Regions from separate parts of the Homo sapiens genome. Here region 2 is linked to region 1. The links are chromatin contacts, found by Hi-C in ENCODE. All regions are on one chromosome and are shown on one strand. Each heading gives the region's core, a stretch centred on a gene start or an enhancer-like site at or near the end of the contact. The rest is flanking DNA. Distances are from core to core; before and after follow the strand shown. Region 1 holds the start of ABCG4 (ATP binding cassette subfamily G member 4). Region 2 holds the start of USP2 (ubiquitin specific peptidase 2).

The links. A loop is a pair of places that touch in the nucleus more often than their neighbours do. Pooled maps may share reads with other maps.
Region 2: a loop to region 1 is called in a pooled map, with 2.1 times the contacts of the local background. The contact joins the promoter of USP2 here to the promoter of ABCG4 in region 1. A Hi-C loop is called at or near these places in 2 of 168 maps with a recorded cell type or tissue (Caco-2 and mammary epithelial cell) and 4 of 50 pooled maps.

Annotation. Positions count from the first base shown.
Region 1 is chr11:119,147,537-119,152,009 of GRCh38, reverse strand. It overlaps ABCG4 (ATP binding cassette subfamily G member 4), which reads right to left and starts at 2,958. Exons shown (of 15, transcript NM_022169.5): 1 at 2,647-2,958; 2 at 1,807-2,056. The coding sequence starts at 2,044. RefSeq lists a silencer at 2,780-2,859 and an enhancer at 3,517-3,576.
Region 2 is chr11:119,380,305-119,384,538 of GRCh38, reverse strand. It overlaps USP2 (ubiquitin specific peptidase 2), which reads left to right and starts at 2,849. Exons shown (of 13, transcript NM_004205.5): 1 at 2,849-3,066. It overlaps USP2-AS1 (USP2 antisense RNA 1), which reads right to left and starts at 2,761. Exons shown (of 4, transcript NR_034160.1): 1 at 2,631-2,761. RefSeq lists an enhancer at 2,782-3,771.

The DNA of each region.
Region 1 (4,473 bases), core at 1,709-4,208:
AAAGTCATCTTACATTTGCCTCTCACAGATACCGTCTCAGCTGAGCTTCACACAAGTCTGTGTATTCTTATCATCCCTGTTTACAGATGAGAAAAGCAAGGCCAAGAGCGGGTAGGCAGCCTGCCCAAGGTCACACAGCTTATAAGTGACTAGGAACCCATGTCCCACAACTGCTCAGCACAGAAGAGGCCAGCCAGGCCCTTGGGCTGGAGAGACACTGGTATTCTAGTTCTGCCGCCGTCAGTAGCTCTCTTTGCAATTTTGTCAAGTCACTTAATCTTTAAGTCCTCTGACTCCTCATCTATAAGGGAAGGATAGTAATATCTAATCCCAAGGACTTACAGGGTTATTACGAATGTTAAGTGAGATTATTAAAAATAATTAAAAGGAAGCTGTTTTGAAAAAATAAGAAATGCTATACATAATTAGGGGAGATGATAACAAATCCTTACTTGGGAAAGGTAGAACTCTCCCTCTCTCCATCCTCCTTGCTTTCTTTCCTTTCTGCCTACCCTTAATTGCTTTCTGTCCTCTGGAGAAGGGGAGAGGGATTCAATGGAAAACAGAAGTCATCGAGGGGAGGGCAGGGGGCAGAGAAAGGGACAACGGATGAAAGAAATGGCAAAATGGCCAGTACAGCAGAATGAGGCTGGCAAGGTCAAAAGGAGGGAAGGGCCAGGTGAGGGATATCAATCTGTGGCTGGCACATGGAAGCAACTGGAGAGCTGGCCCGTCTAGACACATTTTAAAAAAAAATCTTAGTTTCTTAAAATTATGAGGAAATGAGAGGGCTAAAGAAATAACAACTGCCTCATGATTTTGCCCAGAGCTGGTCTCAGGACCGAAAGAGGTTGCTTAGGGACAGGGCCCACTGGGCAGGAAGCCCAGATGCCTCAGTTTCCATTGGTTCAGCCATGTGACCTTTTGGTCACTCATGGGAGTGAGGGTTTGGAGAGTGCAGAGGCAGATCATGCTCAGCCCTGCTCTGAAGCACCCCAAACCTATTTGTTGAACCTCAGAGAACAATGTCCCAGCCCCACCCCTGGCCCACACCCAGGCTCTGGGAAACAGCCTCAGCTTCCCTACTAGCAGCTAAAGCTGCTCAGGGTAGGGGCTGCAGGGGCTAGTCAGGGTTCAGGGGAACCTGTCCTCATGGGCGGGAAGAGGGAAGTGATGGGACTGCTGTACAGGGAAGAGAGAGAAAGGAACAATGCATGGAGAGCTGGGAAACCGGGCTTCTGGTCTCAGCTCTACCACTTACTAGCTGTGTGACATTGGTCAAGTTACTCAACTTCCCTGGGCCTCAGTTTCCTTATTAGTAACATGGAGATGACATCTATCCTGCCAAACCGCCACCCTCCCTGCTTCTGAGCACTGTGGTAAGAATGGAATAAGATGACAGGAATGAGAACGTCTTTATAATTAGGTCCAAGGGTATTGCTCAACCCTGCAGACACAGCCCCCTACTTTTTCATACCAGCCCTCACAGGTAGGAATCCTCCATAAACAAAAGAAGGAAAACTCATCAAGGACCACTCAAGGACCAGAGGTCACGGGATCTCTTTAGAAGATACAGCTTCAATAACCAATTGCACCTAGTATCCCATGGTGCTCACAGGTGTGGGGGAGCGTAGATCCTGACACCCCAAGAGTGCACAGTGAGCAACGGGCTGGGGCCCAGATTTTAGTGTTTCCACAGAGCCCACTGGTGCAGGACTTTCCGAACATGGGACACCCAGGCCTCATGCTTCTGGAGAGGCAACTCAGAGAGGGCCCACGGACTCCCCCTACCAGGCTGTTCCCTACCCCTTTTGCGCCAGCAGGGCCCCTCCCGCACGGAATAGGACAGCTCCACGAACTCGATGTCCACGGCTGAGCGCTTGGGTAGGTGGGAGAAGCGCTGGGCTTCAGTGATGTGGTTCTCCACCTTCTTCAGGTGCGTGGTCAGCACAGGGGGTTCCGCCCCGTCCTCCAGCGTCACGGCCATGGCCACAGCCCCCGGCCCTAGTCCACAGCCCACGGCCTCCAGCGCCTTCTCCGCCATCACGCCGCCGACCTGCAAGGGGAGGGCCTGCTCAGTTTGGGGCAGACCACCGAGCCCGGCTCAAAGCTCCCTGGCGTTCTAATGCTTCCCCCGCCCCCACTGCCCACCTCCTTCTCGGGGCAGATCCGCGACTGTTAGCCCCGCACTCTGCCCCCGCCCCCCACTCTCCGCACGGAGACGCTCAGTCCCGGGCAGCCCAGCTCCAGCCTGACCCCAGCCCGTCCCCTTGAAGCCCTCAATCGCTCCTTCCTCCCGGCGGCTTCTCTAATCTCCTTACCCCGCAGGCCAGCAGCCCCTGGGGACTGAAGGAATAGGGGGCGGGGGAGAAGAGGCAGCCGGCAGAGGCTGCCCGCTCTAGGAGGTCGGGGTAGCAGGGTGAGTGCAGGGCGGACCAGGGGAAGGCGGAGAGGAGGAGGCTTCAGGCCTCCGGCTGCGTCCCACTCCCCATCCCTTGGCGCGACGCCCAGGCCGGCCCCTCCCGCCGGCACCCCCGGGCCCGCGTGCCCCGGGCTGTCCCCAAAGCCAGGCGCACCACCCGGACTCAAAACTAAGCGCCCCACGGCAGCTCAAGCCCCCGCCCCATCTCCCGCATGCCTAGTCACCTTGACGCGCCCCCGGGCCGGTGCGGGGCCGGGATGCTCAGCGCTGCCACGGACCGGGGACGGAGAGCCGGGGCTCCCCTTACCTGCCTCGGGCTGCGGCACCCGCGTCCCGGCTCCCGGTCCCGGCGGCCCGGGCCGGGGCGGGGCCGGGGCGGGGCAGGCGAGGCAGGAGGGCCGGCCCTCGGCTCGGAGGAGACGGCAAGGATGGTGAGAGGCGGTTGGGGTCGCGCCCTGACTCTGCTGGGCTGTGCACACCCGCTTCCCAGAGCCTGGTCCCGGACGCTGTGTCCTCCGAGCCCGCGGGGCGACTGCGCTCTCCTACCAGCTACTGCTCGCCGGTCCCGCCGTTCTTAAAGGGCCCGCGCCGCCCGGCAGCCCGCGGGGGGCGAGGACGGCAAAGGAGAGAGCAGCGCTTGCGGCGCGGGGGCCGGAGGAGGTGCAGGGGTGAACTCAGGACTGGGGGTTGATGGCAAAGGGCCGACTTGGAGGCAGTGAGGAAAGGAGAGCTGGAGTCACTCCGTGGGGACAAGTCCCTGGAAGACAGATTAGGCAAGGGTGTTGGGGGTGGGGGAAAGTGGAGGGATTGTAAAGGTGTCAGTCTGTCTTCACACACGATACCAGTCCCCCAACAATTTCCCTCAGTTCCAGCCCATGAATGAGCGCAGGCCTCCCTCCAGGAATCCCCAAACGAGGTGCAAAGGCTTTCAAAAACGCAGGAGCCTTGGGACATTGGAACATCCTCCTGTCTCCCCATTCACACTTTCTCTGAGTTAGGACACTAATAAAGAAGGGAAAATGGCAGCAGCTTTGGGAGAGCCTGCAGTAGCTCCAGAGTTAAACTGGAACCCAGTGCTCAGCCTGCTCCGACTGTAGTCACCTAGCCAGATACAGGCCTTCAAGACAGGCACATGCCATATCCTGGAGGGACCTGTGTGCCAGGGCATGCACAGGGCTCGCAGACATGCCCTGGGCATCTCATGCACCTGCACATTCTCTCCCTTGCCCCCAAAGCCTTCAAATGTAGGTCCCCAGAACACACTTGGGGCTTTCCCCTGCTCTGCCCCTTTCTCAGCCAATTCCTCTTGGCCCTTGCCTGTCCCAGCCACTATGTCTTCAAGGGGTAAGTAGGTTAGCTAGCCAAGACACGTGATCTGAGCTTTTAAGTTCCCACCTGTCACACAGCAGAGACGATGGGGAGGGAAGGCTCTGAGGCTGCTGGTGTGACTGCCACCGCTGAGGCTTCTCCTTACTGCAGCAGTTGAGGGTTACTAGCAGTCAAACCTCTCCCCTGCTGGCCCCCCTCCCAACCACCTCTCCACAGCCCTAAAAGCTGGCGATCCCTGGAGGATTTCTCTAGGCCCCGCCCTGTTACTCTGAGGTTTGTGTGGGGTTTGGATCCAGTCTTTCCTATCTTCCCCCAACTCCATGCCCCACATCACCACCATTCCTCAGGACCAACCTCCTGTTCTCCAGATGGACCCTCCATTCTCCAAGTCAACTTCTCATCAGCTACTATAGACCTCCCCATCCCCCAACAGTTGCATTTATTAACTACTTTGTACCAGGCATTATGTTATTTAATCTTCACAATATCCCTATGCGACAGGTTTTACAACCCCCCTTTAGAGATGAAAAACTGAGGCATAGGGAGGTTAAGCAATAGTTGGTGGCAAAGCAGGGCTTGAATCCCAAAGTCCCTGATTTTACCCTGCTAATTGGGCCTCTCAGAACCTTATTCCCAAATGGACTGTCTCCCTCTATTTTCTAGACAGGCTCTTCATCCTCCTGAGATAACCTCCATGTCTTAATGCCACCCAGCTTTATTCT
Region 2 (4,234 bases), core at 1,600-4,099, 230 kb before region 1:
ACATTTGACACAATTGACCTTTCCCTCCTCCTTGGTAAGTTTCCTTCTCTTGGCCTTTAGCATACCACCATCTCCTGGGATTTTTTCCTCTCTACACTGGTCCTATGCCTCCATCTCTCTGACAGTTCCAACTGATCTCAAGCTCATATTGGAGAGCTCCAGAATTAAGTCCTTGCACATCTTTTCTATCTACACTTGCTCCCTTGGTAATTCTTCTCATCTCCTGGCTTTAAATAACTTCCATATGCTGATGACTCTCAATCTTTTATCGCCAGCCCAGACCACACCAAACTTGCATATGCAGCTGCTTTCTTGACATCTCCATTTTGATGCCTAGTAGACATATGTTTTTTGTTTTTTGTTTTGAAACTGTGTCTTGCTCTGTCGCCCAGGCTGGAGTACAGTGGCACCATCTCGGCTCACCGAAACCTCTGCCTCCCAGGTTCAAGCGATTATCCTACCATAGCCTTCCCCTCCTCAGTTAAAGTTCAGGTGAAAAATTCCTCCCTCCTCCCCACACTGCCTAATTCATCAGAAAATCCTGTTAGTCCACATTCAAAATACTTCCAAAATCCACCACTTTGCATCACCTGTCCTGCTACCACACTAACCAGACGCTCACAATGACCTCCTAAATGGTCTCCCGCTTCTGCTCTCTTCAGAGCTGTTCTCTACACAGTAGCAAAAGGTATTTTGTTAAAACAAAAATCAGATCCGTGTCCCTCCTCTGCTCAAAACAAACTTGTCCAACCCACAGTATGCAGGCCACATGTGGCCCAGGATGGCTTTGAATGTGGCCCCACACAAATTCGTAAACTTTCTTAAAACATTATGAGTTTTTTTTAAAGCTCATCAGCTATCTTTAGTGTTAGTGTATTTTATGTGTGGCCCAAAACAATAATTCTTCTTCTACCATAACCCAGGGAAGCCAAAAGATTGGACAACCCTGTTTCAAAACCTTCCAGTAGCTTCATAAAAGCCAAAGTCCTCAGAATGGCCTTGGGGACCTACAGGCTGGGTCCTTCTCTGACCTCTCTGATCGCGTCTCCCACTCTTTCCCTATCTTTCTCTCTCTTCACTCCAGCCACATTGACTTTGTTCTTCCTCGAAAGTGGCAGGTCGCTCCCACCTCAGGACCTTTACTTTTACTCTTCTCTCTGCCTAGAACATTCTTTCCCCACATTTATGTGTAGTTCACGCCTAGCCTCCCTCAGGTCACTTGAATGTTACCTTCTCCGAACGCACCTCCTCCTTGCTTGATGTGCCCCATAGCTCTTAGCATCATCTAACATATTACATATTCTACTTATTTAGTCCTGCTTCTACTAGAATGTAAGCTCCCTGAGGGCAGGGATTGTGCCTGTTTTGTTCCCTGCTATATCCCCAGTTTCTAGAAGAGTGACTGGCATGTCCAATATCCATCTGTAAAATGAAGTGATGGAATGAGGGCCCTAAGGAAATATAACATGGTGAAACCCCATCTCTACTAAATACAAAAAATTAGCTGGGGCCGGGTGCAGTGGCTCACACCTGTAATCCCAGCACTTTGGGGGTCTGAGGCTGGTGGATCACCTGAGGTCAGGAGTTCAAGACCAGCCTGACCAACACGGTGAAACCCTGTCTCTACTAAAAATTCAAAAATTAGCCAGGCGTGGTGGTGGGCTCCTGTAATCCCAGCTACTCGGGGGAGGCTGAGGCACAAGAATCACTTGAACCCGGGAGGAGGAGGTTGCAGTGAGCCGAGATTATGCCATTGCACTCCAGCCTGGACAACAGAGCAAGACTCTATAAAAAAAAAATCGGCCTGGCGTGGTGGCGCACGCCTGTAATCCCAGCTACTTGGGAGGCTGAGGCAGAATTGCTTGAACCTGGAGGTTGCAGTGAGCTGAGATCGCGCCATTGCACTCCAGCCTTGGCAACAAGAGCGACGACACTCCGTCTCAAAAAAACAAAAAACAAAAACAAAAACAAAACAAGAGTTGAAATCAAGAAGGGAATCGTGCCTTGGACAAGAACAGGGGTGCCTCTTTCACTGCTCCTGATAAGAATGGATTCAGACATGTTTGTAGGTAGAAATTTAAGAATTCCCCTCTTGATTGCGTCTGATTTCTCTGGGAAATAGAAGAGAAGGAAGGACTTGAGGAGAGTAGCGATGGAGAGAGAGATCTATGGTGAAGATGGGAGGAGTTAACGGCAGCTGCAAGGGTTGATGGAGCAGCTGAAGTTGAAAACCTGGATTCGCCTTGGTACCCAGCTACCTGGTTGTGCGATTTTCCTCATCAACATCGGGGGAGTCGGGAGAAGGTTACATAAAAGGAATGGGAGCAGCAAAAATTCAAGTTTTGTCTCGGCTTTTTCTTGAAAAGACCAAAGAGAATTCTTTCATTGACTCAGTGCCTCCGTTTACCCACTCAGGCATTCATCACTAATCACTGGTCCCATGAAAGTAAAATGAGCGGAGAGTGTCTTTGACAGCAGAGAAAAAGAGAAGAGGCTGAGGAACAGGACCTCCCCCAGCCCAGTGAGAAGGGGAGTGGGGGACGTTTAGCCTTCCCTAAAAACTGAAAGTTGATACGCCCCAGGGCTCAAGTTCCGAGCCTTCTCCCATGACGCCTCTTCTTTCCCAATACCTTCCAGCTGCCCCGTCGTGTGACATTCCAGTCCACCTCTGTTCCTGCTCCACCCGCTCCAAACTCGCGTGCTTTTCCTCCACGTGGTTCTCTGTGTATATCGGTTGCCTGGGTGGCCCCAGCCGGAGGCCGGGCTCTAATGACGCCACAGTAGGAACAAGCCAATAGCCGTGACGCGACTCAGTGACGCGAGACGCGGGGTGTGGCTCTGCCGGCCCAGGCGCGATGAGGCGGCTGCCCGCTGGGTGGCGCCGATTTCCCGGGGAGGTCCCTTCTGGGCCCCCGGCGGAGGTGGGAGAGAGTCAGGCAGGAGCCGAGGCCGGGGAGCCCTCTTCGTCAGCTGGTGCTCACTGCGCCGCGCCAGCGCCAGCCGGGACTCACCCGCAGCTCCATGCTTGTGCCCGGTTCGACTCGTCCATACTCCAAGAAGAGGCAGGTACGTGCCACCTGTCGGGGATCCGGGAGGGGGGATTCGGGGATCAGTGCCGGTTTGGAGCTCAGAAAGTAAGGTGTCCACGACATTCTGGGCAGAGTGGACACTAGAAATATAGGGAGAGAGCCGGCTGTGCAGGGACGCTCCAGCTGTGTCTGCCAGTTGTGTGAGGGCTGCCTGCTGACAGCCCAGGGTGCCAGGAAGAGCCAACTGTGTGCTGATCAGTGTATTCTAAGGAAATGCTGCTTTGGCGGGTCCTCCTCGCTGTGCCCCGTGTATATCGGTGGTATGTGGCCTGAGCGACACTGACAAACCCCCTCCCCACGTGTGCGTGCAGCTCACTCGCTGCTCTTAAAGCTCCCCGGTCAGTTTGCTAAAGGGGGTTAGGGGCGGGGGTTGGGCAACAATTAAGCGGAAGGGGAGATTTTCCACCAATCCCAAACCAGAAAGAGGCAGCTTTGAAATTCTCACCAGTCCCAAACCAGAAGCAGGCACGCGGTGCTCCGGAGAGAGCAACTTCTCAACAGTCAAGGGAAGCCCTAGCCAACCCATTCTAGCCCTTCCCTGAAGAGTGAACATCCTACCTCCTGACCTGGCTGCCTTTAGAATGGGACTGAGCTGGAGGTAGTGGTAGGGGCTGCTCACCTCCCCTGGAATGGGCATGAGAACATCCCCCAGATGGACCCCCGTAAAGCAGAGGAAAGGAGAGCTGATTGGGCTAAGGTCGAGGCAGGCCCCCTCCTTTGATGCTGTAGATGCATGTCAGACTGGAGTCAGAATGAGGACTGGAATGAGGGCGTCCTCTGAAGTGCATCATTAGGACCTGGGCTGAGTCAGTAGCCTGTGCTAAGACAGGGTGGAGGCACCAGGCTGGGTACTCCCAGTCCTCGGGGAGAGCCATCGAGAAACGTCCTGGGAGCAGACAAGTGCACCAAGGCCAGAGAGGCTAAGAACCCCGTTCCTTCCTCTTGTGACCCTGCCCAGCCCGGCTCTGTGGCCCTGGAATCCTGAGCCCTCCCACAGGTAGAGTGGAACCACCCCAGAGGGGCCAAGCATTCTCCTGGTGGCCTGGGGGAAGCTGCACTTGCCGTATTTTTCTAGGCAAAGGGGGAAGGAGCCCAGATGGGCTTGGCCTTTCTCTGCTTGGTGGACTGGACGTCTAGGAAGATGG